Linked DNA regions of Homo sapiens: region 2 is linked to region 1. The links are chromatin loops, found by intact Hi-C in ENCODE. Cell type or tissue: Caco-2. All regions are shown on one strand. Links, peaks and the distances in the headings refer to the core of each region. The heading gives the core; the rest is flanking DNA.

Region 1 (16,485 bases), core at 5,782-10,781:
ATAGAAAGCTGCATATATCCTTTAGCTTACTGTAATGTTAACATTTTATATAACCATAGTAAATTCATGAAAACTGAGGATATAACAATGGTACAAAACCATTAATTGAACTCCTGAATTTCTGACTGCTTTACAAGGTTTTAACATAGTCAACTCTCTGTTCGAGGACCCAATCTAGGCTATCACGTTACATTCAGTTGTCAGGTATATTATTTATTTCTACATAAAAATAACCATGCAACTTAGTGGCTCAAAACCACACACATACTACTGATAGTTTCTCCAGATCAGGACCCCAGATATTGATGATGCCCAAGACTGAGGTCTCAACCGAAGGCTCACCTGGGTAAGGATCCACTTCCAATCTCATGTAATCATTAGAATTCAATTTCATGCCAAGGTCAAGAGGACTTCACTTGTGAGTTGTTTCAGATGTTTAAAGAATTAATCTTAATACTTCTCAAACTCTTACCAAAAACAAACAAAACAACAACAACAACAACAAAAAGTAACCAGAATAGAATAAATCGCTTTCCAACTCATTCTATAAGGCCAGTTTATCTTCATACCAAAACTAGAAAAAGATAAGAGAATAAAATTACAGCCCAATATTCCTCATGACTATGACTACTTTTGCTTTATGGCAAAAATATTCAAGGAAATATTAGCAAAAACTAATTCCTGCAGTATATAAATATAAGTATACACCATGATCAAGGAAATATAATACAGAAATGTAAGTTTAGTTAAATACTGAAAGATTTGGTATAGAAGGAAACATTATTTAAAATGGCAACCCCAAAAGTCTCATAGGGCTTCATATATTTCTCTTGAAAGACTCACAATTTTCCCAAGATTAGACACAAGACAACGATGTTGACTCTTCCCACTTCTATTCAACCATGTTTCTTCAATATTGTATTGGAGACTCTATCCAGGGCAATGAGGCCAGAAAAATAAACATGAGGCATCCTGACTGGAAATAAAGTCAAATACTTCTATTTGCAAATGAAATAATCTTCTATAGAGAAAATCCTAAGGAATCCATTAAAATATGGTTAAAACTAAATAAGTTCAGTAAAGTTGCAGTACACAAGGTGAATATTAAAGATTCAGTGTCATTTGTGTACATTAATCCAATTAACAACATAAAAATGAAATTAGGAAAACAGTTCATTTAAACAAGCATCAAGAAGAAAAAATACTTATGAATAAATGTATGATATGTACACTGAAAACTACATATTGAGTTAAATTTAATAACTAAATAAATTGAAACATACTACATATCCATTAATGAGAAGGCTTAATATTTTTAAGAGAGCAATACTTTCCAATAGGATATATAGATACAATGCAATCCCTATAAAAAGTCCAGCTGCCTTTTTGTGCAGTAATAAGCTGATGTGAAAATCTATATGGAAATGCAAGAGGTCTATAATAGCTAAAACAATCTAAAAACAATAACAAAATTGGAGTACTCTACTCCTACATCCTGATTTCAAAACTTACTACAATGAAACAGTAAACAATACATTGTAATACTGGTGTAAGAGTAAACATATAGATCAATGAAATAGAATCAAGTGTACAAAAATTAACCCTTACATTTATGATCAACTGATTTTACAATATTACCAAGACAATTCAATAGGGTAAAAGTTTGTTTCAACAAATGTGGGACAAATAGATACCCATATGAAAGTTATACTCCTCCCTGATACTATGTACATGTTAGACTGAAAACGGATCATAGATCAAAATGTAGGCGCTAAAACCACAAAACCCATGAAAGATAATATATGAGTCAATCTTGGTGGTCTTAGGTTACACAATAGTTTCTATGACATGACACCAAAAATACAAGTGACAGAAAAAATATATGGCTATATTGAACTTAACAGAATTTTTAAAATTATTATTCAAAATACACCATTAACAAGTGAAAATACAACTCAGAAACTGAATAAAAAATTTGCAAAACATATAGCAGATAAAGGTGTATGTTTCAGAATATATAAAATATGCTTACTACTAAAAAAACAAATATAAAAAGGCAAAATCTCAAATAAAAATAGGTAAATCATTTGAATAGACACTTCTCCAAATAAGCTATACCAATGTCCAATAAGCACATGAAAAGATGCTCAACACTTTGAGTCTTTAGGGAAATGCAAATCTAAACAACCATGAGATGCATTGCACAAATCTGAAAGGCCTATTACTAAGTAAAAGAGAGTCAAGTTTGAAAAGACTACATACTTTGTCATTCCATTTATATGGCACTCTTGAAAAAGTGAAACTACAGAGATAATAAAGAGATTAGTTGTTACAAGGGGCTTGGGAGAGAGAAGAAGGTCAAATAAGTGAAAGTACAGTGGGTTTCTATAGGGCAATTAAATTCTCTATGGTACTGTAATGGTGGATATCCGATACTGTTTGTAAAACCCAGCAGAATTTTTTTTTTTTTTTTGAGATGGAGTCTCGCTCTGTCACCCAGGCTGGAGTGCAGTGGCGCAATCTCAGCTCACTGCAACCTCTGCCTCCTGGGTTCAAGCAATTCTCCTGCCTCAGCCTCTCGAGTAGCTGGGATTACAGGTGTGCACCACCACGCCTGGCTAATTTTTGTGTTTTTAGTAGAGACGGGGTTTCATGTTGGCCAGGATGGTTTCAAACTCCTGGCCTCAGATGATCGACCCACCTCGGCCTCCCAAAGTGCTGGGATTACAGGACTGAGCCACCACGCCTGGCCAGAAATGTATAACACGAAGAATGAACCTAAATGTATACAAATTAAAAATAAAATATGTGCTAAGTTGGGGGAATCCCAGGGAGGGACGCAGAAAAAGAAATATAAATATATTAACGTGTACGAAATAACCTCACTGAAGAAAATGGTAGCAATCAGGGCTCAGTGAAGACATTTAGGAAATAAGTGGAGATTCAAAGCCTAAAGGACAAAGGAGATGTATGTATATGCTATGTTTATTTGTAAAGTTGCTCTCCCTGAGGGTATGAATTACCAGTTCTGAAACCAATATCTATCTACAGTATTTAGGGATGGAAGGATTAAATTAATGGAGCCAACTGTCTCACTGTTACAGCGGAGGTTACATGCAAGTAGTGGGAATGGGTAGATTGATTTATGTGGTGCTGGATTAGATCCTGTGGTCCTGGAGACATGAGTAGCAATTCATGTTTAATTTAATATAAATACATATGGACACATGTTGAAATATTTATAGATATGTGTATGAGTATAAATTAGCATATACACATAGATTCTTTGTTCTGTTAGCTAACAAAGCCTTGAATCAACAGGCATTCAAACAGCAATGAGTACGTATGGTATCCGAATCTTAGTTTCTAATACCACTCTCCAGTAAAAGGAACTGAGGCTCCTTGAAGAAACAGCGGCTACTTGTCTTGGACATGAAGTCAACAAAATTAACTGGGTAACTACATATACATATATAACATACAGTACTAGAAAGTAAGAAAATGCTAAACAACAGAGCAACCAAGGGACCAATCAAACAAAATTACACTGAAGTGATCTGGGAATTTCAAAATGGTACAGGAGCCTAATGAAAGACCTTGCAATGGCCTAAGTAGAGTGTAAGATAAATATGCACGATCCCATATTGATCTAAATAAATAAGTGAATAAATATAAAATAAACAAAGGAGAACAGACAAATTGTCCATGGTGAAGAATTCCAAATAATATTTGTATTTTTTCTGCACATAAGAAGGTAGATCACAACTCTCCACTGCTTTTTTATTTTTTATTTTTCAAGAGGGAGTCTCCCTCTGTTGCCCAAGCTGGAGTGCAGTGGCCCAATCGCGACTCACTGCAAGCTCCGCCTCCCGGGTTCACACCATTCTCCTGCCTCAGCCTCCTGAGTAGCTGGGACTACAGGCACCCGCCACCACGCCGGGCTAATTCTATGTAGTTTTAGTAAAGATGGGGTTTCACCATGTTAGCCAGGATGGTCTCAATCTTCTGACCTTGTGATCCGCCCACCTTGGCCTCCCAAAGTGTTGGGATTACAGGCCTTGAGTCACTGCACCCGACCATAACTCTCCACTTCTTAAGCATGTGCTGCATATAGTGCCTTCCATTCAAAAACAGAATGGGAAAAATAATTTTACAGAGGAGAAATTTGATAAAACTACTTCATCCAGCTGATCAAATTAACATGAACAGTGATAAGGCATGTCAATAGTCTAAGCACTCTTGGTATGTTGTAATTGAGAGGTGAAGCCGGCTGGGCTTGAGTCAGGTGGGGACTTGGGGAACTTTTCTGTCTAGCTAAAGGATTGTAAACACACCAATCAGCACTCTCTGTCTAGCTAAAGATTTTTAAACGCACCAATCAGCACACTGTAAAAACAGACCAATCAGCACTCTGTAAAATGGACCAATCAGCAGGGTGTGGGCGGGGCCAAATAAGGGCATAAAAGCTGGCCACCCGAGCCAGAAGCGGCAACTGCTGGAGTCCCTTTCCAGGTGTGAAGCTTTGTTCTTTCGCTCTTGCTGCTGCTCCCTGTTTAAGTCCAGACTACCTTTGTGAGCTTGTAACACAGTGAGGGTCTGTGGCTTTATTCGTGAAGTCAGCTAGACCACGAACCCACCAAGAAACAATTCTGGACGTGCCACCTTTAAGAGCTGTAATACTTGCTGCAAAGGTTTGTGGCTTCACTCTTGAAATCAGCAAGACCACAAACCCACGGAATGGAGAAACTCCAGACACACCATCTTTAAGAGCTGTAACACTCAGGATAAGGGTCAGTGGTTTCATTCTTGAAGTCAGTGAGACCAAGAACCCACTGGAAGGAATAAATTCTGGACCCATGAGGGACGGTCGTTCTCCATGATATTTTTTTTCCTAACTATCCAAATCCAGTGTGGACACTGAGAAAAAGGCTGGGTCCATCCCCAAGGAGGGACAGTAAAATAAGGAATTGTTGCGGAACTGTCACAGGAAAAAATTAAAGGGAGCTTAAGGAGAAATGCTACGTAATTATCAAATGTAATGTAGCTTCTAGCGTGGCATGCTGGGCTCGGTGCTGTGGGGTTAACTACCAGCACTTTGGGAGGCTGCGGCGGGCGGATCATGAGGTGAGGGAATTGAGACCATCCTGGCGAATACCGTGAGACCCCCCTTTCCACTAAAAACACAAAAAATTAGCTGAGTGGTGTTGCAGGCGCTTGCAGTCCCAGGTACTTAGGAAGCTGGGGCAGGAGAATGGCATGAACCCAGGAGGCGGAGCTTGCAGTGAGTTGAGATCGCGCCATTGCACTCCAGCCTGGGTGACACAGGGAGACTCCGTCTCAAAAGAAAAAAAAAAAATGGGATCCTGGAATAAAAAATGGGCATTAAGTGAAAACTAAAAGTATTCAAATAATGTGTGGATGTTAGTGAATATTCTATCGCTTCATTGTGACAAATGTTCCACAGTAATGCAAGAAAATAATAGAAACTGTGGAAAATGTTAGTGCTTTGTACTGTCTTCACAACTGTTCTGAAACTAAAACTCTTCTAAAATAAAAACAAAGTTATGTGTTTTTTAAGTCACTGCTGAGCTTACTGTACAGGACATTATTAATATTCCTGATGCCTGCTGAGTGCATCTCCCCAATTCCAGCCCCTTTCTTACTCACTGCAGGTAATTATTATTTTAAATTCTCTCATGCCCTAATTCTTATTTTTCTAAATTTTTATTTCTAAATTAACTGATTATTGCCTTCAAACTTAAATGTATCTAAATCCGTATTCCTAATTTAATTTTGAGAAACCAAACAAACCCATATTGTAGGATATTTTGCAAAACAAAAACAAGGCTCACGCCTGTAATCCCAGCACTTTGGGAGGCTGAGGCAGGTGGATCACGAGGCCAGGAGATCGAGATCATCTTGGATAGCATGGTGAAACCACGTCTCTACTAAAAAACATACAAAAAATTAGCCGGGTGTGGTGGTGGGCGCCTGTAATCCCAGCTACTCCGGAGGCTGAGGCAGGAGAATGGTGTGAACCTGGGGTGCGGAGGTTGCAGTGAGCCAAGATTGCGCCAATGTACTCCAGCCTGGGCGACAGAGCGAGACTCCATCTCAACAAAACAAAAACAAAAACACCTGACTACTTTACCCTTTTCAAAAGGGTAAAGTGATAAAAATTTAAGTGAAGACTGAGAAACTGTTGCAGACTGGAAAAGACCTGATGTGGCAGATAGAACCTAACATGCTGCCCAATGATGCCCACCTCTTGGTGTACACAACCTTGTATTCTAATCCCCTCCCAGTGCGTGTGGTCAAGAACCGTGACTTATAAACAACAGAATACCAAAAGACTGACGCGATGTGACTTGGGTGATGATCTTACATAAGTCTGTGATTTCTTTCTTCCTGGCAAACTCTTTCTCTTTATGGCTTTGGAGGAGCATTCCGCTATGTGGGATAAACCAACATGAGAAGAACTGAATGCAGCCTTAGGCCAACAGCCAGCAAGGCGCTGAGGCCCTTGGTCTAATAGCCTGCCCCAGAAGTTGCAATATACATTTACAAATAAAACTACATTATTTCACAAGTATTGTGAGTATCTTATAATAAGAGAACAATCCTAAATCCTCTGTCCTGTAGCTTGTATCATTATTCATTCATGTCACCTATATTGGAGCATATATATAAACATACATAAAAAAGTCAATTGTTGCTATTATTGTTTTCAACCAGCTCTTATCTGTTGAATCAATTCACACAAGGAAAAATAAAAGCTTTTATTCTCTAGAGAAATTACTTTAAAAAGTTTATTGCTGATATGCTAATAAAGGATAAGAATGGAATATAAAATATTCAATTGAAATCACACAATGCAGAAAGAGTAGAATACAAAAATATAAACAAAGAACAAGAACAGCAAATATAAAACAGTAAGAAATATGGTTGGTATTAATGCAATTGTATCAACAATCACTATGAACGTCTCTGGTCTAAGTGCACCAATTAAAAGACACAAACGGCAAATTAAAAAACTATGTGTTGTTGTCTACAAGACACCCACTTTTAATTTTAAAAAGATACGTATAAATTAAATTAAAAGATATAAGATATACTTCACATATATTGAAAAAGAAAAAATCTAAAACAATAATCTAAGTTTCCATCTTAGGATCCTAGAAAAGAAGAACAAATTAAATACAAAGTAAGCAGAAGAAAACATATGAGACTGCAAAGATAGTAAAAGCAAAGTAACAGATATGCCAACTGAATTTTTCAAATGAATATTAATTACGTAACACTTTCCAGAACACAGAAGTATCCGAATTTAAGAAGGAAAACACAACCCCAAATAGAATCTTTGCTTAAGGCATGCAGGGGTGATACCCTCGTGAAATAAGTAGACAGTAATCTTCAGAAATGATCAACCAAAGGCTTATTAAAGTAGATAATTTCATTTTTTACTCAGCTGGGAAATACTTTATGAATAACCCACCAGTAAGAAACTTAAGTAAGCAACCATTGCTACATATATAATGAAAACGAGCACAGGTGACAAGACATCAAAATACTTGTTACGCTCTGAGACACAGGAGAAAATCATGAGATTTGTATGAGAATATCAAAGAGCATGTTGGAGGAAACGCAGACACAGGTGAACCTGCGCTAAGAAACGTCCCGTGAAGGTTCGCCCGCCGCCGCATCTGGCGCATCTCCTACACGCCTCTCCTGCGTCCTGGCGCCAGGCGCTTTACTCTGCGCAGCTGGGCACCGGTTTCATCCACAGCTTCCGGTGAGGCTGCGCTCAGCTTCTGATGGATGGACGCTAGGGGGCGGAATGAGACCGCCGCTCTAAAGTTCTGCGGGGATCCTACCTACACCTGCAAAGTGACCAAGGGACGGAGGCCAGTGCTAGACGTGTGGTGCAGGTTCTAAACGATGGAGAAACGGGAACAAGACCATCTAAGCACCCGAGCCTCCCTTTCCGGGAGCCTTGGGTCCTCTCTCTCCACCCTCGTTCCTCTCTAGACCCAACCCCTCCTGATAATGCCCAGGGACCATCTTGACTCATTCTGTCTTCCTCCAAGCAGACCTCGTGCGCTGGGGAACCATTTTAGGAAACCAGAACTAGATATTCAAATCCCTCCCCACAGAATGCAGTCCTCAGGGAGCAGCCCTCCCTTCCCTGCCCAGTCCCTCCTTGGTCAGCGCTTCCTGCTCCTACCTCCTCAGGTATTACTCATCCCAGCGGTCCTTCCAATCCACTGCCCTCTTCTCATGCCCTGGCCTGTGCCATGGACACATTGTTTCCTCGTCTCTTTCCCTCCCCTGCTGGCTGGACTCACTGCTTCTCACTCTCCAGAATCTCCTCCAATGCTCCTCCTCCTGGAGACCTCCCTTGTCCATCCCAGTCCAGGTCTGATGCCTGTCCCCTGAGTTTGCAAGGGCAGTTCTTCCACCTACAGTTTGGTGTCTGTAAGTTTCCTAAATCCTCGCTGGACTTAAACATCAGATAATTTTAAAACTTTTTCTATGCTCCTTCCCTGTAAGCCCCACACATGTAGTGGACAAAGAGCAACACAGAAGATTCTTTATATTTAACTTCACAAATGAACTAATAAATCTCTCCAAATCCTCACCTGTATTCTTGTCTACTTCCCAATAAACTCAAAGGATGTTAATATGAAGAGGGTTTGCACTAGACAATAAGCATGTTTCTGTTTTGTTTTGGTTTTGCTCCCTTCTGTTCTCAGGCCAGGATGGGAGCCCTGACTTCCCCTCAGCCTCTTCTCCAGCCTCTCCATCCTCAATCCACTGCAGGGCCCCTCTCATGGGTTAGGCTGCTTCTACCTCATCTGCTCCTCTTCTGTCCTGCAGGACAATGTTACCCTCTTAGAGCATGTAAAATCATCTTCTCTGGATTCATATCTATTAATATAGGTCCCTTCATAAATATTTCCAAATCTTTATTATTTACCCTATTTCACTAATTTTATTATGCATGTTTTTGAATTTTTACCACATTTGCTTTTTGGCTAGTGTGAGTCAGGACATGGTTTTCATTATCTGCACTTGGATGAAACTTTTCTGGAATTTTCTTCTGTCTCCTTCTGGTAGGGCCACCTGCATCAACACTGGTAGAATGGAGGGAGAGGTGTAAATCACACAAACAATGGTGCAGCCTTCTTTATTAAAAATGATTTCTTTATCCCCACTCTTCATTCCACAAAAGGAGAGATTAAGATATCCATTATTTGTTTATTTTATTTTATTTCAATTCTGGCACTTTTTATTTTCCCATGTTCTGGCTTCTTTTTTATTTTCTTCCAACTTTTATTTTAGATTCACAGTGTCCATGTGCAGATTCGTTATATGAGTAAGCTGTGTGTCACTGGGGCTTGATATACAAAGGATTTTGTCACCCAGTTAGTGCACATAGTACCCAATAGGTAGCATTTTTAGTCCTCACCCTCCACGCTCAAGCAAACCCTAGGGTCTATTGTTCCCCTCTTTGGGTTCATGTGTACTCAGTGTTTATTCCTCACTCTTAAGTTAGAACATGTAGTATTTGGTTTTGTTTTATTGTGTTAACTCACTTAGGATAATGTCCTCCAGGTGCATCCATATTGCTGCAAATGACATGATTTCATTTTTTATGGCTGCATAGTATTCTGTGTATATATGTGGCACATTTTCATTATCTAGTCCACCATTGATGGGAATCTAGGTTAATTCCATGTCTTTGCTATTGCAAAATGTACTGCAGTTATCCATTCTTTAAATCAAATTCTGATTCAAAATCAGAATAGGACTATCAATATACTTTAAAATTCATTGGCAAATGAATTTTCATGTTGTTTTCATTTTTATGTGAATATAATGTATACTCTAATAATTCCACAGGGACTCTTAAATAAGTATAAAATAAAGCTATTTACTGTGTCACATTTTGACTGTCATATTTATCTTTTATTTTAGATGCATGTTAAATCTTTCATTCAGTGGCACACAGTGAATGAACCCATGGAGGCTCCTACAGACATCGTGAGTAGAAAAGTTCTCACTTTCCCTTTCACATTACAAATGCCAGTTCACTTGTCTGTTTTCCCTGTGAATTTGATTCACAGTGTTCCTTCTTCACCTTAATTTTGCCAACTAGGAGCATACAGCCAGTGATACAATAATAATTGAATAATCGCCAGATGAATGAATCACAATGTTGTGGATAAATCATTATGGTTTGAATGTCTTACCACATGTAAACATATAAAAAATGGGTACATATGTAAATCAATGGTTTGCAAGACAGTGTATATCAAATATTGAAGGTCGGTGCAGTGACACGTGAAAGATTTGAAACAATGACCTTTGTCCTAGTAATGCCCCCAGTTTAATGATTCCAAAAATTTTCCAGTGGCAAAGATCTTGGAAAACTTTTTTATTTGAGATGAAGAATCTGAAGTCTGAAAGAACAAGGTGGCTCTATTTTCTAGAACAGGTCTGAAGAAGACAGGTCTAGTCACAGAAAAAACTCTAGAGATTGGCAAAAGTTCCTGCAGCGCATCTGAGTTAAGAAATTAACTGCGGCTGGGCAAAGAATCACCTAATTTGATTAGAGGTGCCTCACACACAAGGTTGGAAACAATTTCTTTTCTTAAACTACATCAGCCAAATTGGTAAACTTCAGGATTCATAGGACATTGGAAAGAAGACACAGATGGGTCTTCTCTCAGAAGTAGAGAATAATTGGTCCTACATTAAATACAGTATCTGGGTCCAAGTAGCAAACATAAGAGGCAAGATTGCAAAGAATGAAACTGTTCCCAAAAAATGTCTCAGAATAGTCAAGCGTATTTATTGAAATACAAAAATTTACAGTACCCAACAAGCTAAAATTCACAATAGCTGGCATCGAATAAATATTGGGCATGCAAAGAAATATAAAAATATCACCCAGAATGCATAGATAATTTAATTATTTGAAACCGGCCCAGAAGTGACACAGCAGTTATATAACATTAAAAGTTAGTGTTTTTCATACATAGTTTTTGTCACTGCACTCTATACGTTGAAAAGTTAATAGAGATGAGGTGAAAATAAAGAAGACCCAGATAAAACTTCTAGGGAGGAAAACTATAATGTCAGTGATGTTTTAAAAGTACAGGGAATGGTATTAACTGCAGATTAGACTTCCAGAAGAAAAGATTAGTAAGCTTGAAGATATGGCAATGGAACCCATCTAAAATAAAAGAGACAAACATAATAAACATGAATGAAAACAGTATCAGTGAGCTGTAGTATAGCTTCCAGCAGCCTCACATATGTGTAACTGGAGTCCAAATTTATACAAAGTAATAAACCCACACATTCAAAAACTCAGTGAGTTCCCAAACACAAAAAACATGAATATATCTATTTAAAAAGCACTTCATGACCAAGTGGCTCCAAAACAATGATAAAGAAAGCACCTAGACAGAAGAAAGGCATGTTGGTAGAAAAGAATAGAAATCAGGCCAGGCGAGCCCGGTGGCTCACGCCTGCAATCCCAGCACTTTGGCAGGCCCAGGCGGGTAAATCACGAGGTCAGGAGATCGAGATCATCCTGGATAATATGGTGAAACCCCATCTCTACTAAAAATACAAAAAATTAACCGGGCCTGTTGGCGGGCGCCTGTAATCCCAGCTACTAGGAAGGCTGAGGCAGGAGAATGGCGGGAACCCGGGAGGCGGAGCTTGCAGTGAGCCGACATCGCGCCACTGCACTCCAGCCTGGGCGACAGAGCTAGACTCCATCTCAAAAAAGGAAAAGAAAAGAATACAAATCAGGATAACATCAGATTTCTCAATGAAAATGTGTCTGGAAGTGGTTCCTTCCGGTAGGTTCTTGGTCTCACTGACTTCAAGAATGAAGCTGCAGACCCTCATGGTGAGTGTTACAGCTCTTAAAAATGGTATGTCCAGAGTTTGTTCCTTCAGATGTTCAGATGTGTCTAGAGTTTATTCCTTACGGTGGGCTCATGATCTCGTTTGACTTCAGGAGTGAAGCCACAGACGTTCGCAGTGAGTGTTACAGCTCTTAAAGGTGGCGCATCCGGAGTTGTTTCTTCCTCCTGGTGGGTTTGTGGTCTTGCTGACTTCAGGAGTGAAGCCACAGACCTTCACAGTCAGTGTTACAGCTGGTAAAGGTAGTGCAGACCCAAACAATGAGCAGCAGCAAGATTTATTGTGAAGAGTGAAAGAACAAAGCTTTCACAACCTGGAAGAGAACTCCAGCAGGTTGCCTCTGCTGCCTCTCCCGGCCAACTCTTATTCCCTTGTTTGTCCCTGCTCACGTCCTGCTGATTGGTCTATTTTACAGAGCGCTGATTGGTCCATTTTACAGAGTGCTGATTGGTCCGTTTTTACAGAGTGCTAATTGGTCTGTTTACAAACCTTTAGCTAGACACAGAGTGCTGATTGGTGTGTTTTAACAGAGTGCTGATTGGTGTGTTTACAAACCTTTAGCTAGACACAGAGCGCTGATTGGTGTGTTTACAATCCTTCAGCTAGACAGAAAAGTCCCCCAAGTCCCCACCGGACCCAGAAGCCCAGCTGATTTCACCTCTCAAAAACAACACAGAAGTGACAGTGTGGTGATACTGTTAAAGCAATGAAAATGCTTTAACATTTTAATTTTAAAATGCTTTTAAAATTAGCATTTTAGCATTTTAATGTTAAAATGCTTTAACATTAAAAATGAGCTGAGATGGCGCCACTGCACTCCAGACTGGGCGACACAGTGAGACTCCGTCTCAAAAAAAAAAAAAAAAAAAAAAAAGTATGGTACCAATGTCAAGTTCTTGGTTTTGATAATTGTACTGTGTTAAATAACATGTTATCACTGGGGGCCAGCTAGGTTTGTCATGGGTAAACATGGCTCACAATTCTATTTTGCTAGCAGTTTACCACCAAGAAGCAACATGTTCTTTGTGTGCTCATTTCCTTAGTACTTTCATTCTCTCAAGTACACAAAACATATACTTTGAACAGGATCCTTTTCTCACTTTAGGATCCCAATCAGCAATGTGGCCTTTGATAGCAAATTTTGCATCTCTGATTTGGCAAAACCAAGACTTCCTATTTTACTCTTGAGAAATTTGCATTGCAGTGAACACAATATTGGGAATTAACTAATTTTGTAGTCTGCCACTCTCCATTCATGACTATTAATGATAGTCCTAGATGAGGACTGTGACCAGGTCCTGAGTTTGAGATCAACGTAATATTTATGCATGGTATCCCACAAATGCATGGTTGCAGGACGGGAGATGATACAATAAGAAGCAAAGAATAGGGAGGCATAGGAAAAAAATGTATGCCAAATGCCTCATAATATCACTGCTGTTTAATGCTTAAAATTGAGTTTGGCTTTATGACATTGTTTCAGTTAATATCATAGTCTTGTCACACACAGTGTGACCTTAAGAAACATATTTTCTCAGTCTTAGAGTATTGTGTTTTTAAACTTCTTTAAGTGCTGTTTTCTATTTTTATCTTTAAGACAAGATGTGTAAATTCATGTGAATAACTATTAAGATAATGGCTAGCAATTATTCAATTCATTTTACGTGTCAAGAATTGTTCCATGTGTTTTCCATGAATCACGTCATGCCATGGCTACTGTTACAGGTCTGACTCAGTGTAAGGTGATTCTCCCTACAAGAAAATGATAAGCCCCTGGAGTAAACCCACAGCTTAACTGGTAGGTGTTTAGTTTGAGCAAGTATACAGTATTTTACAACTGAGCAAGTAATCCACACATGCCATCTGTCAAGAGATGTAATGGTAATCCCCATCACTGACCTCAACTCATCCTCCAATACTGGAGGAATAAGAAGGTCTACATGTTGAGCGTGGTAGAAAAGAAAATCAGGTTGGGACTCAGGACATACCTGAGCTTTCAGAACAGTCCAAGATGGTTACGATGATTTGAATATTTGATGTGATATGAAATAAATCCTCATTGCATCTTAAAGAAATGAGATTAAGATTTTTCTTTTATACCAGAATTCTTAAAACATGGTCTTTAGGCTTGAATTACAAATAGGCAGCACTTACAGCAAACACCCACACCAAAGTTCCCCAGAATGCCTCTCAATGTTTATTTTAAACACGGTCTTTGTCATTTGCTTTCTCTCTGCTCTTTCCTCTGGTTTATTGTCCATCTGTAATGAGTCAACCAATCAGGCCACTCCCAAAAAAACTTACCAAAGGCATGTGAAAGGTTTAGTTAAAAGCAATAAAAAGTATTTAAATAGCTGCTAAATCAAAATGACTGAATTATGTATTCTAATTAGTAAAGGAGAGGAAATGTACTTTTTCAATATGAAAACTGTTTCTCATATTATGTCATATACAACATAACTCTACAAGATGATGTACATTATAGTAAAAAGTAATATAACTTGGGTAGCAATTTGCTACTATATAAGATTTCAGAGATGCACATCCTTTGACCCAGAATTTTAAATTCTATGAATATATTCTACAAAAATAATAGACCTCTAGTACAGACGAATGTACAGGGATGTGGACTCCAATACTGTTTCTTTTGGCAAAATACAAAAAGAAAACAAACTACTGTATATATCCATCAAAGAATAATGGATAATTTTTTAAATATACTATAACACACCCTTTCAACAGATTAACATACAAATATTAGAGATAATCAGTAATTTCTGAATATTTAACACATCCACAGTAAAAGACTATAGAACAGAACAGTGAGATGATTTTTCTTCCTATACAGTGGTGAAGAGGATGGTAGGGTGCAGCGAACCAGAGGGATGGTATTCTGATTTCATCACTTAATGCCTTTGTAACCTTTCAATAGTTACCCTATCACATTTTAGTGTCCTCACTTGTGCAGTGGATGTAAGAAGGCATACTATGTATTTTTTTAGTTATAACGTTCCAACCAATTAAAGGAGCATTGATAACACCGCATGGCAATTCTATGACTTGATATATCTAGTTTAAATTAACACAATTAACCTTGTATAGTCTACTGCACGCAGGAAAACAGAAATATGCATATTTGTGTATATAGGTATTTACAAGCATAGATCTGAAAACGCAGACACCCAGGTATGAATGTTGAAGGTGGTTGCAAATTTCAGGATTCAGAAAGTAGATGACAGTCTATTATTATGTAATTTTTTTCTAGATTTAAATTTTTATCAACAAAATATTTTCTTCCCTCAAAAATTAGAAAGTTAACACAGCAAAATAATTACTCGCATATAGTTCTGAATATTCCTCAAAGAAAATTTCTAAGTCTATAAGAAGACAGCTGAATATCATTCCTAAATGTCATATCAGGAATTTTGTTATTGGGATTTCTTTCCTGCCTCTGCTTCACCCTTAACTTTGTCAATGTCCTTTTATAATACTTTTAGAATACAGAAGAACATGGAGGTAAATTCCACATAATTTACAACACATAGGAAAAAAGGACCTACACTTGCTTATTTTGTGAGAGGTGGCAGTGAAGAGATTTCTGCAACAGATGACTGAGCTAGGAGATGGCACACGAGGTACAAGGGTGGGGGTAAGTTAGAAACAAAATTCTGAAGTCGGAGGAGTTTCATATAGAAGTGGTTCAAAAATGAAGTTCAATAGTTTTCCTATTAATGAATTTAATAAAGTTGTTTAAGTGGAATGAAAATTAAAAGATTGGGGGTAAAAATCACAAACTTTTAAATAAGGTTATATACTGGTAATAGTCACAGGATTTTAAAGATAATGTATAAAACTATGAAGAAATTTTGCTTCTGGAGCTTTTGTGGTAGATGAAAAAGTCCAAAGAACACAAAATAGAGAATCAGTATCCAAATCTAAAATCAAAATTGATGTTGACTTCCCATTAAACAAAAAACTCCACATCAATCTAAACATTCAAAAAAAAAAGTCTTACCAATGTAATTAAAGTAGAAATATAAAGCGCTAATAATACAAAGGAATACAAAAACTTTATTTGTGGATCGTCACATGAATATAAAATCGATAGATATTAACAACACTTTTACGTTTTCCAGAAAAAAAAAAAAGCCACTCCCTTTATATGGTAGGAAACAAACAAACAAGCAAAATCCACGTCTGGGGGCCTAAACCCTAGAAAGAATGAAGTCAGGGGAGTTGAGCGATATTTCCCATCTCAATTTCCCCGCGCAAACCAGAGACGAGAAATTCCTAGCAAGCGCCCTGATCTTAAAGGGACCTGGCCAAGGCCCAAGAGCCTGAGGCCCGCAGGAGCGCAGCCGCTCCTCCTGGCTCCGCCTCACCAGCGCTGAGCGGAAGCTCCTGGCCCGACCCCCGTAGCCGAAGGCCTCCCCGCCCACATGACCTTCCCACAGCACACCGCGAGGTAGCCTCCTGTCTGACCGGCGCTCCTGCGGCAGTGCGCTGTCAGGCGCACCCATGGTTACCATCCTGGGACAAACC
Region 2 (16,485 bases), core at 6,243-11,242, 230 kb after region 1:
ATCTTCCCTTCATTACACCCAACTGAATTTAAAGAATGAACAAGAAACTGCCAGAAAGAACACTGAGTACCCAGATATGAGTACAGAAACCCCACATGCCTTTCTTTCTGATTGTCTATTATACAAAGCCTCCATAGGATTACTGGGACACTTCCTCCAGACTAGTGAGTAGGATCTAGAGATAATCCACCACTGCCCTGCATCCACTGTACAAGATCATCCAGGTGAATAGAGTGCTGGGACCCAGTTTATCATTTCTTAATCCATTACCTCAATGAACATGGCCACTTTGCTTACTTCACTTCTGCTTTGGATGTTGCCACTTGAGTTTCCTTTTCATCAAGTAGCCAGGTGCTAGTCATTGCCCAGTGAATCTCCAGGTCTCTAGGCTTCTCCTAGAGATAGCTGAAATGGGTTCCTAGTCACTAATGCCTTTAATCAGATTTTCTCATATGGCAACCCACTTTTTGCCATATGCTAAAATATATCCCTCCATGAATCTTAATGTTGCATCTAGCCTGCCTCTCCTTCAAGACTTTGCAAAATGTCATATTCTCTGCAATGACTTCCTGTTTCTTTATCTCCATAGCTTTCATTACCTTATAGCATGTACTACAATGTGCTTGTTATACTTATTGTCTCTCTCCCTATACTAGAATATGAGCTCTCGAAGGGCTGAGATTTTTGCCTGTATGCTTCAATGATGTATTTCCAGAACCTACAGGACTGCTTGTTATATAGTAAGTGCTCAGTAAATTTTGCTTAATGAGAAGGTATATACAATGTACACACAATTATGTTTATATTAGTTTAATATATTTGATATAATATGCTTTACATATATTACATGCAAATATTTATATAATTAAAATTAAACACACACATATATATAATGCAGGTAGTCCTCATTTTGCGCAATAGTGTGTTGACTGCAACTCATGCGTGTTTTGCTTTGCAGAAGATCTCAGCTACCACAGAATTGTGCAAAGTAAGTTACACTTTTCCTGTGTGTGTAAATGTCAGTTAAATATTGTTTTGTTTAAAGCAAGGACTTCATAGACATAGATAGATAGATGATAGATAGATACATAGATGGATACACAGATAGATACATAGATATCTTCATATGTATATATACATATAATTTTTTAAAAGCTCACTGGCTATTTAAAGTAAAAGGAATAGCTACCTATTGTGGGGTTTTAAAGCAAATATAGATGTAAAATAAATGACAATGAGAACACAACAGTTGTAAGAAGTTTAACTGGAATTATACATTGTAAAGCTCTTATTAATGAAGTAGATAGTATTTTTGAGGTAGACAGCACTAAATTAAATATGTATATTATATAATGTGTAACCATTGAAAAAACAAATAAGATATAAACCAAAAGCCAATGCAGAAGATAAAATGGAATACTAAAATACTTAATTAGCCATAAATGTGAAACAAATGATAACACACAGATAAAAGAAGTACCAATACAGTCAACTTATACTCTACCCTATCAGTAATTACGTTAAATGTTCCATGAAAAATGGAAGACATTTCTAAAATAGATTTAAAAATTATAACCTCAGTGCGATGATTAAATTTATGTGTGAATTTGGCCCATGCAGTGCCCAGATATTTGGTTAAACATTATTTTGTGTGTTTCTGAAAGGATATTTCAGATGCCTAATGTCCTTTTAACTGAGACATCAGGTGTTTTCCTGTCTTTGGATTGGAACTGACATATTGACTTTTTTATGGTTATGAGCCTGCCAGCCTTTGGACTTAAACTACACCCTCAGCCTTCCAAGTTCTTAGCTCTTGGGCACATACTGGAACTAAACCAGTGGCTGTCCTAAGATTCCAGCTTGCTGAGTCTCACGGTGTAGATTTTGGGACTTGCCAGCCTCCATAATCACATGAGCCAATTCCTTATAATGTCTTTCTCTCCCTTTCTTTCATATATATATATATATAGAGAGAGAGAGAGTTTGGCAGGTTGATAGTTAAAAGGATGCAAATAAACAGAGGACATAATTACAAAGCTTAAGAAAGCTGGGGTGGCTCTGCTAGTATTAGACAAAGTAGACTTCAAAAGAAGGAGTATGAGCAGAACTAAGGGAGATATTTTGTGAGAATGAAGAACCAATTCACTAAAAAGACATAGTCACACATGTAATGTGTATGACCTAATAAAAGAGATAACACTAAGTTAAATTGCCAAACTAAGGAGGGAAAATAGATAAGTCTACAACTGTGTTTGGAAATGTTAACATACTTCTTTGAGTGATTGATAGAAGGACCAGATTTTAAAAATCAGTAAACATACTGAAGATGTGAACAGTATGTTCAACCAACTAGACCTAGGCGACATTTATAGATATATCTCACTACAGCAGAATGCATTTTCTTTTCAAGTGCTCACAGAATATTTTAAACAGACTCAATGCTGGGCATTAAACCAGGTTCTAATATAAAAATTATTCAAGCCGAATCGGGCATACTCTTATCATAATGGTATTATATTCATAATTAATATTATTAAAATTTGTATAAAATATCCTAATGTTTGGAAATTAAACCAAAAAATAAAAACAGCCCATGAGTCAAAGAAGAAATCACAGTAAAAATTATATTTTGAAATAACTGGCCGGGCGCGGTGGCTCACATCTGTAATCCAGCACTTTGGGAGGCCGACGCAGATGGATCACGAGGTCAAGAGATCGAGACCATCCTGGCCAACATGGTGAAACCCTGTCTCTACTAAAAATACAAAAATTAGCTGGGCATGGTGGCGGGTGCCTGTAGTCCCAGCTACTCAGGAGGCTGAGGCAAGAGAATCACTTGAACCCTGGAGGTGGAGGTTACAGTGAGCCAAGATTGCGCCACTGCACTCCAGCCTGGCAACAGAGTGAGACTCTGTCTCAAAAATAAATAAATAAATAAATAAATAAATTATTAAAAAATAACAAACCATAATGTGTAAGATGCTGCTATAATAGGGCTAAGAGATAACTTTATAGCTTTAAATATCTGTACTACAAAAGAGAATATATTTAAAATCAATGACATAAGCTTATACATTAAGAATGCAAAAAACAGGAATAAAATAAAAAGAAACTAGAAAAATGTACAGAATAGGCCAGGCGCAAGGTAGCTCATGCCTGTAATCCAGCACTTTGGGAGGCTGAGGCAGGCGGATCACGAGGTCAGGAGATCGAGACCATCCTGGCTAACACGGTGAAACCCCATCTCTAATATAAATACAAAAAAATTAGCCGGGTATGGTGGTGGTTGTCTGTAGTCCTAGCTACTCTGGAGGCCGAGGGAAGAGAATGGTGTGAACCCGGGAGGCAGAGCTTGCAGTGAGCCAAGATCGTGCCACTGCACTCCGGCCTGGGTGACAGAGCGAGACCCCATCTCAAAAAAAAAAAAAAAAGTAACCTGCACATGGATGTTTATAACAGGTTTGTTCGTAATGGACAAATCTTGGCAGCAACCAGGGTGTCCTTCATCAGGTGAATGGGTAAATAAACTTCGGTACATCCAGACAATGGAATATTATTGAGCATTGAAAAGAAATGAGCTATTAAGCTATAAAAATATATGGAAGTTAACTAAAATGCATGTTATTAAGTGAAAGAAGCCAGTCTGAAAAGGATACATACTATATGTGTCCAACTAGTTTACATTCCAGAAAAGATAAAACTATGGAGACAGCACAAAGATCAGTGGTTGCCAGGTATCTGCAGGGGAGGGGAGGGGATGAATAGGTAGAACATGGAGGATTTGGGAGCTAGGAAACTATCCCGTGTTATACTATAATGGTGGATGTATTACATTAGACATTTGTCAAAACACAGAATGTACAATACCAAGAGGAAACTTAATGTGAACTCCAGACTTTGGGTGATAATGACATGTCAATTGATGTTCATCAGCTGTGAGAAGCATACAATTTTGCTGGAGGACGTTGACATTGGGGCAGATCGTGTGTGTGCTGGGGGAACCAAGGGGTGTATGGAAACTTGCTGTAGTTTTGGCTTAATTCTGCTGTGAACCAAAAACTGCTCTACAAAATAAGGTCTATTTGATAAGAAGAAAAACATGAGTTACCAGGCCACAAAATTAGGAATATTAAATGTGTATTGCTAAGTGAAAGAAGCCAATCTGGAAGGCTACACATTTTATGATTCCCACTACATATGATATTCTGGAAAAGGCACAACTATGGAGAAGGTAAAAAAAATCAAAATTTGCCAGGGGTTTGGTAGGAGAAAGCACAGGTTTTTTAGGGCAGTAAAATTCTTCTATATAATAATGCAATGGTGGACACAGAAATCTGTTATCACACAATTGTGATAACCCATTTATCACACAATTGTGTGAAAACCCATAAAATGTATACATAAAGAGTGAATACTAATGTAAACTAGGGAGTTCAATTAATGATATTGGCTCGTTGACTGTAACAAATATACCGCTCTAACGCAAGACATTAAAAATAAGGGGCATTGCCAGGGGTAGGGGGACAGGGATGGTGGGAGAGGAGAGGGGATACATGAGAAGTCTCTGTACTTGCCTCTCATTTTTTCTGCAAACCTACAACTGCTTTAAAAAATAATCCATTAATTAAAAAGAAAAGACACAAACAAAACTCACAATAAATGACATACCATTTCTCATTTACTGAACTGCCTAAAATACTGAAATGCCTAAAATAAAAATGGCTGACTGACTGTATCAATTTTGCAATGATGTGGATCCATTGGAACCCTCATATTTGCTAATTGCAGTGTAAAACTGCAATCACCATTTCACATCCAGTTGAATAACAAAAATCAAAAAAGACTGACACTACAAAATTTTGCAAGGTTGTCAAGTACCTGGAATTCGTATGCATTCTTAATTCTTAACATTATTCTTATGTTAGAGTGTAAAATGGTCTAACCCAACTATGGAGAACTCTTACAGTTTCTTATAAACAGCCGTCTATCCTATGACCCAGACATTCAACTCCCAGGCATTTACCCAAGATAAATGGAAGCATATATTTACAAAAGGCTTGTAAAATAATTTGTAATGCAGCCTTTTTCTCATAATAGCATCAGATTTTAAATGTCTCACATGCCAACAGGTAACAGATAAATTATGGAGTTATAAATACAATGGAATACTTTTCAGCATAAAAAATAGCAAACTTCCAATACTTGCAACATATTTACATTAAAAAATGTTGAACAAAGGAATATTGACCTCTATCTGTGTGTCTTTCTCTCTCCCTCCCTCCCTCCCTCCTACGCTGATTCCATTTTATGAATTTTTAGAACAGGCAAAATAATCTAGGGTGAGAGAAATAAGGAAGTGTATGTTTTTGGAGATAGAATAATTGACTGGAAAAGGGTGCACGGTAATTTTGTTTGATAATAAAACTATTATTTATATTGTTTTGAGTGTTAATTACTCAGTGGCAAAGCTCATTAAATTGAATACTTTAGATCTGTGCATGTTGTTGCATGTTAATTATATCTAACATATTTTAAAAGGTTTTGGCAGCCCTGGTGTAATGGTAAGAGTGATGGGCTGGGCACAGTGGCTGATGCCTACGGTCCCAGCACTTTGGGAGGCCAAGGTTGGGGGCTCACTTAACCCCAGGAGTTTGAGGCCAGCCTGAGCAAAATAGTGAGACCCCATCGCTACGAAAAACAAACGAACAAAAATCACCTGCGTGTGGTATGGCCTGTCTGCAGTCTCGGCTACTCAGGAGGCTGATGCAGGAGAATGGCTTGAGCCCAGGAGTTTCAGACTGCCGTGAGCTATGATCATACCACTGCACTCCAGTCTGGGTGAGAGAGCAAGACCCTGCCTGGTGGTCAGCGGCAAAAAGAAAAAAAAAGAATGCAAGCTCTCACAACGAATAGATTGGGATTTAAATCTGAATTCTGATATGTATTGCTAGATCTTCTGAGCCTCAAATTCTTGCCATGTAAAATCAAGCCAAATACTTATGGATTTTGTGAGAAATCAATGAATAGAGTCTATTATACTCTGAGGATGGTATTTTATCAAATAATAAATTGTTGATAACTAGTAGTTACACTATTTTAATCCTTCCAATTCTTTTTTTTTCAAACCTCATACTTATGATATCTCCTATGCTTTTTAAATAATTTTTCTACTTAGACTGTCTATCTGGATCACATGAATCTTTCACAGCCTCAGGTTTGTTTTCTTTCTTTTCACTGCTACAATCAGCATCACAGCTCCCCTCACCCCATGTTCCAAGCAGAAGTGAGTATTTGATTATTTTCATCCTCTATGACCAATATGAGGTTTAAACAATGCGACAACACCTTATTGTACTAAAAAACCATATGAATATCCCTATATGACTAACAATAGATTCGTGAAATGTCCCTATGTGACTAACGATAGATTAGATTAATGTCCCTATGTGACTAACAATAGATGTAAATAGGACTTGCATCAGATTTTTCTCTGTAGTCTTATCTATAGCACAGTGCTGGGCATATAGTGAATGCTTAATAAAAGGTATTTCATAAATAAGTAATTTTAGAGTTTATGAAAATCATAACTGATTTTGTTACTCACTTATGAATATTTACACAAAGTCTAACAGCTACAGAAGATTGGAAGACAGGCAGTTCTGGTGCTAATCTTACCATTTCATTTTGTAGCTCCTTAGTGACCACTCAATGCGAGCTGGGGATACCAAGGTGAGCAAAACAGGCTCCCGTCTGCTCCTAGTTCCGCAATTTTCCTACTCCCATCACAATACTTCAGTTCTCCCTTCCCTGTTTTTAAAAATCATTTTGTATACTGCTGTTATATACTGACGTAAGCCATTAAAAGTCCTTTCTAATTAGGGAACAGAGGCCAACATTTCATGGATGTTTTGTATGTTTTTCCCTTTTGTTTTCTACTCACCTTGAATTTTCAAGCTGTTTCATATAAAAGTGAGGAAAGGGAATTTTGACAACACTTGGTTCAAAGGTGTTGAGGAGGAAGAACATATGCACAGAAAGGGAAAGAGGGCTTCAGGAAGCAGGAAGGTTTCACAGGAGTGATTTGGGAAGACCCAACACTTGTGGTCTAATGCCTCACTAGACTCAGGGCAATATTATGTTTTGCTGTGATTAAGGCAGTCAGTTTTCAAAAACGACCCGTATGTCCCTGTTTCCTCAGGTGAATTTTGCTCACAAGTAATTTGTAAATAGCTAGGGAGAGCCCCAGGAACAGCCTGGGTCTGAGAGCACTGACTATCTGAAATAAGCAGATGTTTCTTCCAGGGAGAATAAACTGGGTTTACCCTCTTTACTTGTTCCTATAGAATCAATGGATACATAATCTCTGATTTTTCCCTGCCGGTTAAAGAATGTTTCCAAGCAGTGGCAATAGTGCTGGTGTAGAAGTTATTCATCTTCCATTTCTAACTACTCCTACGCACCTGTTTTTTCCTTTGTATAATGCCTAATCTTTTCTTTCTGGCTTTGGTGTTGCCTCTTAACATAAACCGGACCTCTTTTCATAGAACAGATTCGGTGGGAGTTGACACTGTATGTCAGTGCTATTCACTGACCTCCAACATCAGTGAGAATAGCCAGACCCTAGTGGGAGCCATTCATTGTGTGGGATGACCAACAGCATGGTGGACGGCAGGACAAACCTGTCATAATTCCCGAAAATAAACGGTTAGTGGGAGAACTTAATCTCTGTGTAGTTTATACATTTGCATTAGAGTGGAAAAAAAGTATGCTTTAGAAATGCCCTAGGCTAAAAAATAAACTGATTTTTCCAAAGCCATCCATAGCCAGTAACAGCCATGTAGCAGAGTTGATAATAGCAGGTCCTGAGGGTTAGGCATTTAGAGTTTGTCCTTCTACAGTGTTTCCAAACCCCCATGAAACTGAGAAATCCTGTGTGGATCTGGGCCATTAACCCAAGGGAGAAACGAAAACCATGAAACACGGTAGTATCCATTCTGCAGAAGCTTTTTGTGTGCTGTGGTAGATGGCCTTCTCTGGGGATACACAGGAGTGATGTCCAGTAGTCCACCCTTATCCTTGGGGGATATATTCTGAGACCCCCCTGTGGAGGCCTGAAACTGGAAATAGTACTGAATCCTATATGTACTACGATGTTTTCAACTGATAGCCGAGACAGCTACTAAGTGAATAACAGGCGGGTAGCATATACAGCATGGATACACTAGACAAAGGGATAATTCATGCCCCAGGCAGGACGAAACAGAACAATTTCATAATACTACTCAGAATGGCATGCAATCTAAAGCTTATAAATTATTTCTGGAAATTTCCATTTAATTTTTTGGACTGCATTTGATTGCAGGTAACTGAAACCACACAATGTGAAACTGCAGGCACAGGAGTGCTACTGTATTCGCTACCTGCTCATTAACCACTTAGTAGCTGCTTCAGATATCAGATCTACCATCGGTTTCCCAGTGTTTGTGTTCAAGGAACCCTTGTTTTACTTAGTAATAGCCCCAAAATGTAAGAATAGTGATCCTGGCAATTTAGGTATGCCAAACGGAAGCTATGAAGTGCTTCCTTGAAGGAAAAAGGTGAAAGTTCTTGACTTAATAAGGAAAGAAAAAATCGCATGCTGAGATTGCTAAGATATATGGCAAAAACAAAACTATCTGTGAAATTGTGAAGAAGGAGAATGAAAGGGATACATGGTATATATAAGGTTTGGTGCTGTCTCCAGGTTCGGGCATCGAGAGTTTTGGAATGTATCCCCTGCAGGTAAGGTGGGGGGGGCTACTGTATCATCAAGCACCCTTAAAAATCTGACTGTTTTGAAAAGAGTTTCCTGGGAATAACAACATCCCTTAAGTGTCCAGAAAATCACTGAAACTTTACCCCCAAATTCTTCTATTATTGTTTAAGGCAATAATAACATTGGGAGTGTGTACATACCTTCTCTTGGGTCCATAAATTACCAAATTTGAGGACCCCTGGCTAAGGGTACCTGGGAAGGAGTGGGGTGTACCCTTCATCGTCCTCATCTGCCCCCTGGTGGCACGTTTTGTCACTCTGGACTCCTGCCGTAGGCTGCCAACAGCCTATTTAAACGAAACATCCTTGATATTTAGTGCTTTGTATATTTCCAGAAAGCTTTTCAATTACTGAGATTATCACTTCCTCTCACCATAAAGTTGTATAGCATTGCCCAATAATACTATTGTCATCTGCTTTATCTGTTAATACTTGATTTGTCTCATATTTAAACTGATTTTTGTCACGAGAAGTTTCCCCAGAAATTTTTTTATTCTTTGCCTGTTTTTCCTATATATCCAAATATATCAATTTTTGATCTATTTATATACCCATTTTGTTATCTTCAGGTGCGTTATTTGGTTTTCATTTTTTAAATTTCTTTCCCATTCTGCAGATGAAAAATACTGAGAAACCTACTCTGTTCCTGCATCCGAGCCATTCCACAGGCAGTTTTCCCATACTAAAAATGCTGTCTTCCACTGATGTGTGGCATGTCTCAGTTCCGTGACTTCTTTTCCTCTCTCTCTACTCGCTGCTGTCCCTTTTCTCCATGTGTCTCTAACATGCCTGTGTTCTTCAAGACCCAGTGCAACCACATTCCCTCCCACAACTCTATTTTCATGAGGAATAGCCAAGCAGGACTCCCAAGACATCATACAGGAGTGCCTACAGGGTATCTCTCCTTGGCAGTCCCACAGCACCGCAAATGCCCTGTGTCTGCCAATACTCATCAGCCTCTCTTCCCGTGTGCCTCTCCTGGGACCCTAAGAGAGTAACAGTCCCTGCAACTTCCCACTTTCTCCAGGCAGGGACTTGTGTGCCTTTTCCATGTCTTTGACTCCTTTATTCAATTATAATACAGGTATCTGTCTGCTATAACTCCTGGAACTCTCTTATGTAAATGCGCTTTTTTCATTCTCCGCCTCACATCTTAGCCCAGACCACACCATCTCCCCCCGCCGTCTTGGATACCTTCCATGTTTCCAGTGGTCTGCTCCCACTCCACACTGCAGTACAGTGATTTTTCTAAAACATGGATGGGTTCCTGTCACTCCCCTGTGAAAAGTCATCCATGTGGAGTCTGACTGGTCTGCATTTGGGGACTGGACAGAGTGAGAAGGGATCCTGTGTCAGCCAGGACTCCGGTAGACGCCCCTATGCAATATCCACTTGTGGTGGTCGGGGGCGGGGAAGGGGCGGGATTGAGCCCCCTTCCCCCCTCCTCCTTACTGCGGAAAGCTGCGGAGCGAGCAGCACTCACTTCCTATTCAGCATTCAGCAGGGAGGGAGCCTCTGAACAGCCACGTAGGCATTCTCTTCTCTCTGGAGGAAAAGGCCCAGCAGCTGTCCGAGGAAAAGACCCACCAGCTGTCAGCAAAGGGACATGTCGCAGCTAAGTAAGAATCTGGGTGACTCGAGTCCTCCGGCGGAGGCCCCGAAGCCGCCTGTCTATAGCCGCCCTACGGTTCTGATGCGGGCCCCGCCCGCTTCCTCCCGGGCTCCGCCAGTCCCTTGGGATCCACCTCCAATTGACTTGCAGGCTTCATTGGCCGCTTGGCAGGCACCTCAGCCTGCCTGGGAGGCCCCACAGGGCCAGCTGCCCGCCCCGGTGGTTCCGATGACCCAGCCTCCTGCCCTAGGGGGCCCGATAGTCCCGGCTCCCCCGCTGGGGGGCCCGATGGGTAAGCCTCCGACTCCCGGGGTCCTGATGGTGCATCCTCCACCTCCGGGAGCCCCGATGGCCCAGCCTCCGACCCCGGGAGTCCTGATGGTGCATCCTTCAGCTCCCGGAGCTCCCATGGCCCATCCTCCTCCTCCGGGGACCCCAATGTCCCACCCTCCCCCTCCGGGGACCCCAATGGCCCATCCTCCTCCTCCGGGGACCCCGATGGCCCATCCTCCTCCTCCGGGGACCCCGATGGTGCATCCTCCTCCTCCGGGGACCCCGATGGCTCATCCTCCCCCTCCGGGGACACCGATGGCTCATCCTCCCCCTCCGGGGACACCGATGGCTCATCCTCCACCTCCGGGGACACCGATGGCTCATCCTCCCCCTCCGGGTACACCGATGGCCCAGCCTCCAGCTCCGGGAGTCCTGATGGCCCAGCCTCTGACTCCGGGAGTCCTGATGGTCCAGCCTGCTGCTCCGGGAGCACCGATGGTCCAGCCGCCTCCAGCAGCCATGATGACCCAGCCTCAGCCTTCAGGAGCACCGATGGCCAAGCCTCCAGGTCCAGGAGTCCTGATGATTCATCCTCCAGGTGCGAGAGCTCCGATGACCCAGCCTCCAGCTTCAGGAGCACCGATGGCACAGCCGGCGGCCCCACCTGCACAGCCGATGGCCCCACCTGCACAGCCGATGGCTTCTTGGGCCCCGCAGGCTCAGCCTCTGATCCTGCAAATCCAGTCTCAAGTTATAAGGGCTCCTCCGCAGGTTCCCCAGGGCCCGCAGGCACCCCCAGCGCAGCTAGCCACACCCCCGGGCTGGCAGGCGACCTCGCCAGGATGGCAGGCCACGCAGCAAGGCTGGCAGGCCACTCCCCTGACTTGGCAGACCACGCAGGTCACCTGGCAGGCACCAGCCGTTACCTGGCAGGTGCCGCCGCCCATGCGCCAGGGGCCCCCGCCCATCCGCCCTGGCCCACCACCCATCCGCCCTGGCCCACCACCGGTGCGACAGGCCCCACCGCTGATCCGCCAGGCCCCACCGGTGATCCGCCAGGCCCCACCCGTGATCCGCCAGGCCCCACCCGTGATCCGCCAGGCCCCCGCTGTGATCCGCCAGGCCCCACCTGTGATCCGCCAGGCCCCACCTGTGATCCGCCAGGCTCCACCTGTGATCCGCCAGGCCCCGCCGCTGATCCGCCAGGCGCCGCCGCCCATCCGACCTGCCCCACAGGTCCTGGCCACCCAGCCACCGCTCTGGCAGGCCCTGCCACCCCCACCTCCACTGCGGCAGGCCCCGCAGGCTAGGCTGCCGGCCCCGCAGGTGCAGGCGGCGCCGCAGGTGCCTACGGCCCCACCTGCTACGCAGGTACCCGCGGCGCCGCCCGCTGGCCCGCAGGTGCCCCAGCCTGTGCTGCCGGCCCCGCTGTCTGCCCCACTGTCTGCCCCGCAGGCTGTGCACTGCCCTTCCATCATCTGGCAGGCCCCCAAAGGTCAGCCCCCGGTGCCACACGAGATTCCAACGTCAATGGAATTCCAGGAGGTGCAGCAGACACAGGCGCTGGCCTGGCAGGCCCAGAAGGCCCCCACTCACATCTGGCAGCCCCTGCCTGCCCAGGAGGCCCAGAGGCAGGCTCCCCCCTTGGTCCAGCTGGAGCAGCCCTTTCAGGGAGCCCCGCCCTCCCAAAAAGCCGTGCAAATCCAGCTACCCCCCCAGCAGGCCCAGGCATCGGGTCCGCAAGCGGAGGTGCCCACACTGCCGCTCCAGCCTTCCTGGCAGGCACCGCCTGCAGTCTTGCAGGCCCAGCCCGGACCCCCGGTAGCAGCGGCAAATTTTCCCCTGGGCTCCGCTAAATCATTGATGACTCCATCAGGAGAATGCAGGGCCTCTTCTATAGACCGCAGGGGCTCCTCTAAAGAGCGCAGGACCTCCTCGAAGGAGCGCAGGGCCCCTTCAAAAGACCGCATGATCTTTGCTGCCACCTTCTGTGCTCCCAAGGCAGTGTCAGCTGCGCGAGCACACCTGCCAGCTGCCTGGAAAAACCTGCCTGCCACACCGGAGACCTTTGCTCCCTCCTCAAGTGTCTTCCCAGCTACCTCCCAGTTTCAGCCTGCCTCTCTGAATGCCTTTAAAGGCCCCTCTGCTGCCTCAGAGACCCCAAAGTCACTGCCATATGCTCTGCAGGATCCCTTTGCCTGTGTAGAGGCCCTGCCTGCAGTTCCATGGGTCCCACAGCCCAATATGAATGCCTCAAAGGCATCGCAGGCAGTGCCCACCTTCCTGATGGCTACAGCAGCTGCCCCCCAGGCAACTGCCACCACTCAAGAGGCCTCCAAGACCTCCGTCGAGCCGCCACGCCGCTCCGGCAAGGCCACCCGGAAGAAGAAGCATCTGGAAGCCCAAGAGGACAGCCGTGGCCACACGCTAGCCTTTCATGACTGGCAGGGCCCAAGGCCCTGGGAGAATCTAAATCTGAGTGACTGGGAGGTCCAAAGCCCTATCCAGGTCTCGGGTGACTGGGAGCACCCAAACACCCCCCGTGGCCTGAGTGGTTGGGAGGGCCCTAGCACCTCCAGGATCCTGAGTGGCTGGGAAGGGCCCAGCGCATCCTGGGCCCTGAGTGCCTGGGAGGGCCCGAGCACCTCCAGGGCCCTGGGTCTCTCTGAAAGCCCAGGGAGCTCTCTGCCCGTAGTTGTGTCTGAGGTCGCAAGTGTCTCTCCGGGATCCAGTGCCACCCAGGATAATTCCAAGGTGGAGGCACAGCCCTTGTCTCCCTTGGATGAGAGGGCAAATGCGTTGGTGCAGTTCCTCTTAGTCAAGGACCAAGCCAAGGTGCCTGTCCAGCGCTCGGAGATGGTGAAAGTCATCCTCCGAGAGTATAAAGATGAGTGCTTAGATATCATCAACCGTGCCAACAATAAGCTGGAGTGTGCCTTTGGTTATCAATTGAAAGAAATTGATACCAAAAACCACGCCTATATTATCATCAACAAGCTGGGCTACCATACAGGGAATTTGGTGGCATCCTATTTAGACAGGCCCAAGTTTGGCCTTCTGATGGTGGTCTTGAGCCTCATCTTTATGAAAGGCAACTGTGTCAGGGAGGATCTGATCTTTAATTTTCTGTTCAAGTTAGGGTTGGATGTCCGGGAGACAAACGGTCTCTTTGGAAATACTAAGAAGCTCATCACCGAAGTGTTTGTCAGGCAGAAGTACCTAGAGTACAGGCGAATCCCTTACACTGAGCCCGCAGAGTATGAGTTCCTCTGGGGCCCTCGAGCATTCCTGGAAACCAGCAAGATGCTTGTCCTGAGGTTTTTGGCCAAGCTCCATAAGAAAGATCCACAGAGCTGGCCATTCCATTACCTTGAAGCGCTCGCAGAGTGTGAGTGGGAAGACACAGATGAGGATGAACCTGACACCGGTGACAGTGCCCACGGCCCCACCAGCAGGCCCCCTCCCCGCTAATAGGTGTAGCAGAGATCTCGCTCCTGTGTTTCCCTGGCCAGAGGCCACTGACAGGGTGGGGGGACATTTTTGTTCCTGGTGTTTGTGTTCCAGTTCCACGAGTGTACGTTTGGATTTTCAACTTGGTTTCGTATCTGCCAAAGCTTTGTACATTTTTTATGTGGTGTTGATTTCAATCGGCTACTGTTCTGTTCTGTATTTTGGCATCTGTGTTTTTAAGTGAGATCTGTGGTTCTCTGTTTTGTGTTTTAATTGTTATGTTTTGGTATCAGCTTTGTGCTGGCTTTGTGAAATGAATTGAGAAGCTATCCATCTCATTTCTGGTATAGTTCATGTAGCATTGTAATCGGTTGTTCTTTGAACGTTCAAATGACTCATCAGTAAAAACTGTCTACAGAGAAGTAAATATCTATATCTATATATATAAATATACTTTCAGCATAACAGAAGTGTTTGTCTTTATTCTAATTTTTACACTAGATGGTGGAAGCCAAGTTTTGCCGTATTCTCTGAATAGACATGAATAGCAAGACTACTCTCAGTTATAGTAAAAACCACGGTGATGGAATTGTTTTCCAAGGAGAGTACTCCATTCATCTTTATAAGGATGCAGTGATTTCAGTGGGTGGTTATACATAAGATTTCTCCAGGAGATTAATTAAAGCACACACGTTAGTGCCCAGCTGGTAACGTTGTTATTAGAAGCAGAAATGTCCTTAAGGGTATGTGGAGAAGAAGGGCCATCTGCCTGCAGGACTACAAATAACCAGGTGGTCCCGCTTCATGGAGAATTTGGCCAAAAGGGTATTTGTCAATCATGTGGCCCGTGGCGGGGTGTCCAGCAGTTCAAATTTGGGTTTCATCAACACACTGCTACCGGGATGGAAACGTGCTCCCTGCAGGATATCCAGGCTTATAACAGGGAAAAGGAAAAAACAGTCTTCATTTAATTAGAAACCCTGCAGATTGCCAGCAGTAGTGGCTGGGTTAGGGGAGGGCGTGGCAGGGTGCATTCCTATCAACATAGAGTTCTAGGGGAAGGTCCTGGGGGGAAGGGTCATTCTAACTTGTAGGGGAAGGCAGCCGGCAACGCCTGAAGTTGCTGAACAACCGCGGTCAGCCCTTGGCTATGAACCTGGTCTAGGCAGGAAAGGGACAAGGGAATGAACTGGCCTGAGTGTTTTGAGGAAGGATATTCAAGCACACACCAGGCTGGTGTACACAAAAGGACGTTCTTGTGGTCATACTCTCTTCCTGTGGACAGGGGACCATCAGCCCTACTTGCCACCGCATACTGTCTTATCAGAAGGAAGAAATCCAATCCCATATCCCGCTTCTAGGGTGAAGCCAAAGTCCCAGATGCGGTTAGTGGCGATGGTGGAATTCTCCTGCCACCTAGCGGCAGATTAGAGGTGCCACCGCAGCTGCCGCAGCAACAGCCCCTCCCACAGTGCTTAACTTCACAACCATGTATATACTTGGATTGCAGCTACTCCTTGCTTCACCACTTTTGCTCATAATTTTATCTATATCTGTGCCCAGAGATTCCTTCTTTTCTCTTATAGGCCAAGGTAGCATCTGTTTTCAAGTCCAATCCGCTCTTCACTCAACAATTTCTATCCTTGGTCCTGCAGCGCTGCCACTTAGGAAGCTGACTAGGAGAGGAGCCCACAAGATGCAGACTCTACTCCTAGCACCCGCAGAACTGAGCTTTCCAGGACGATGATCCCCGCCCCAGGACCTGCCAGGCCGCAGGAGCTCTTTCTCAAGTTGTCTAAGTGGTCAGGTAGTCCAAAAACTGGGAGGCAGTTTCCTATAAACTCCTTGGGTCAGAGAGTCCTGCGCATTTGTCCGCAAGCAATGTTTACTTATTTTTACAACAACAGCAAATGTCCATTGAAGGAGACAGCAATGCCCCAGCTGAGAACTGTCCCCAAAGGAGGTTTTGCTGGGCCAGTAAAGTGGCATATTGGTCTAGTATTTCTTGTTTGTGTTTAGTTTATTTATGATTGCTTATAAAGTTTTCTCCAGACCATTAACTCATGGCGTGCCTGAGCAAGATGCTCTTTGTGGAACAAAATTTGGGACTTTGTTCCAAATTTGGGACTTTGTCCCATCATGGGACTTTGGTGCCATACTTAAGGTGGGGGCTGGCTCTGCTCCATGGTAGAGAGGCTTACTTCCCAGCTGCAAACCTCACTCTCACACGTGACATATATCTAATGGCCTTCTTTAAGTAATGCCAAGGACTTAAAGCCTAAATTTGTTTATATTGTAATGAGATATAAATTGCAACAATGAAAAATGTGTTCATT

What was found. Hi-C counts contacts between places; a loop is a spot of excess contacts. Peaks named below come from ENCODE experiments on the same cell type or tissue, not always from the same donor. Only the 100,000 strongest peaks of a DNase experiment are listed, where the experiment ranks them.
Region 2: it touches region 1 in a loop (13-fold over the local background); 67 of 110 quality-filtered maps call a loop at or near these places.

Annotation. Positions count from the first base shown.
Region 1 is chr15:23,869,464-23,885,948 of GRCh38, reverse strand. No RefSeq gene overlaps it. Among named protein-coding and RNA genes, the nearest start is that of PWRN4, 97 kb to the left of the region's middle. In Caco-2, for the core only: a CTCF peak has its summit at 7,823 (motif pointing right); a DNase peak (open chromatin) is centred at 7,818.
Region 2 is chr15:23,641,678-23,658,162 of GRCh38, reverse strand. It overlaps MAGEL2 (MAGE family member L2), which reads left to right and starts at 10,296. Exons shown (of 1, transcript NM_019066.5): 1 at 10,296-14,614. The coding sequence starts at 10,421. The coding sequence ends at 14,170. RefSeq lists an enhancer at 11,009-11,853. In Caco-2, for the core only: CTCF peaks have their summits at 8,835 and 9,038 (motif pointing left); a DNase peak (open chromatin) is centred at 9,049.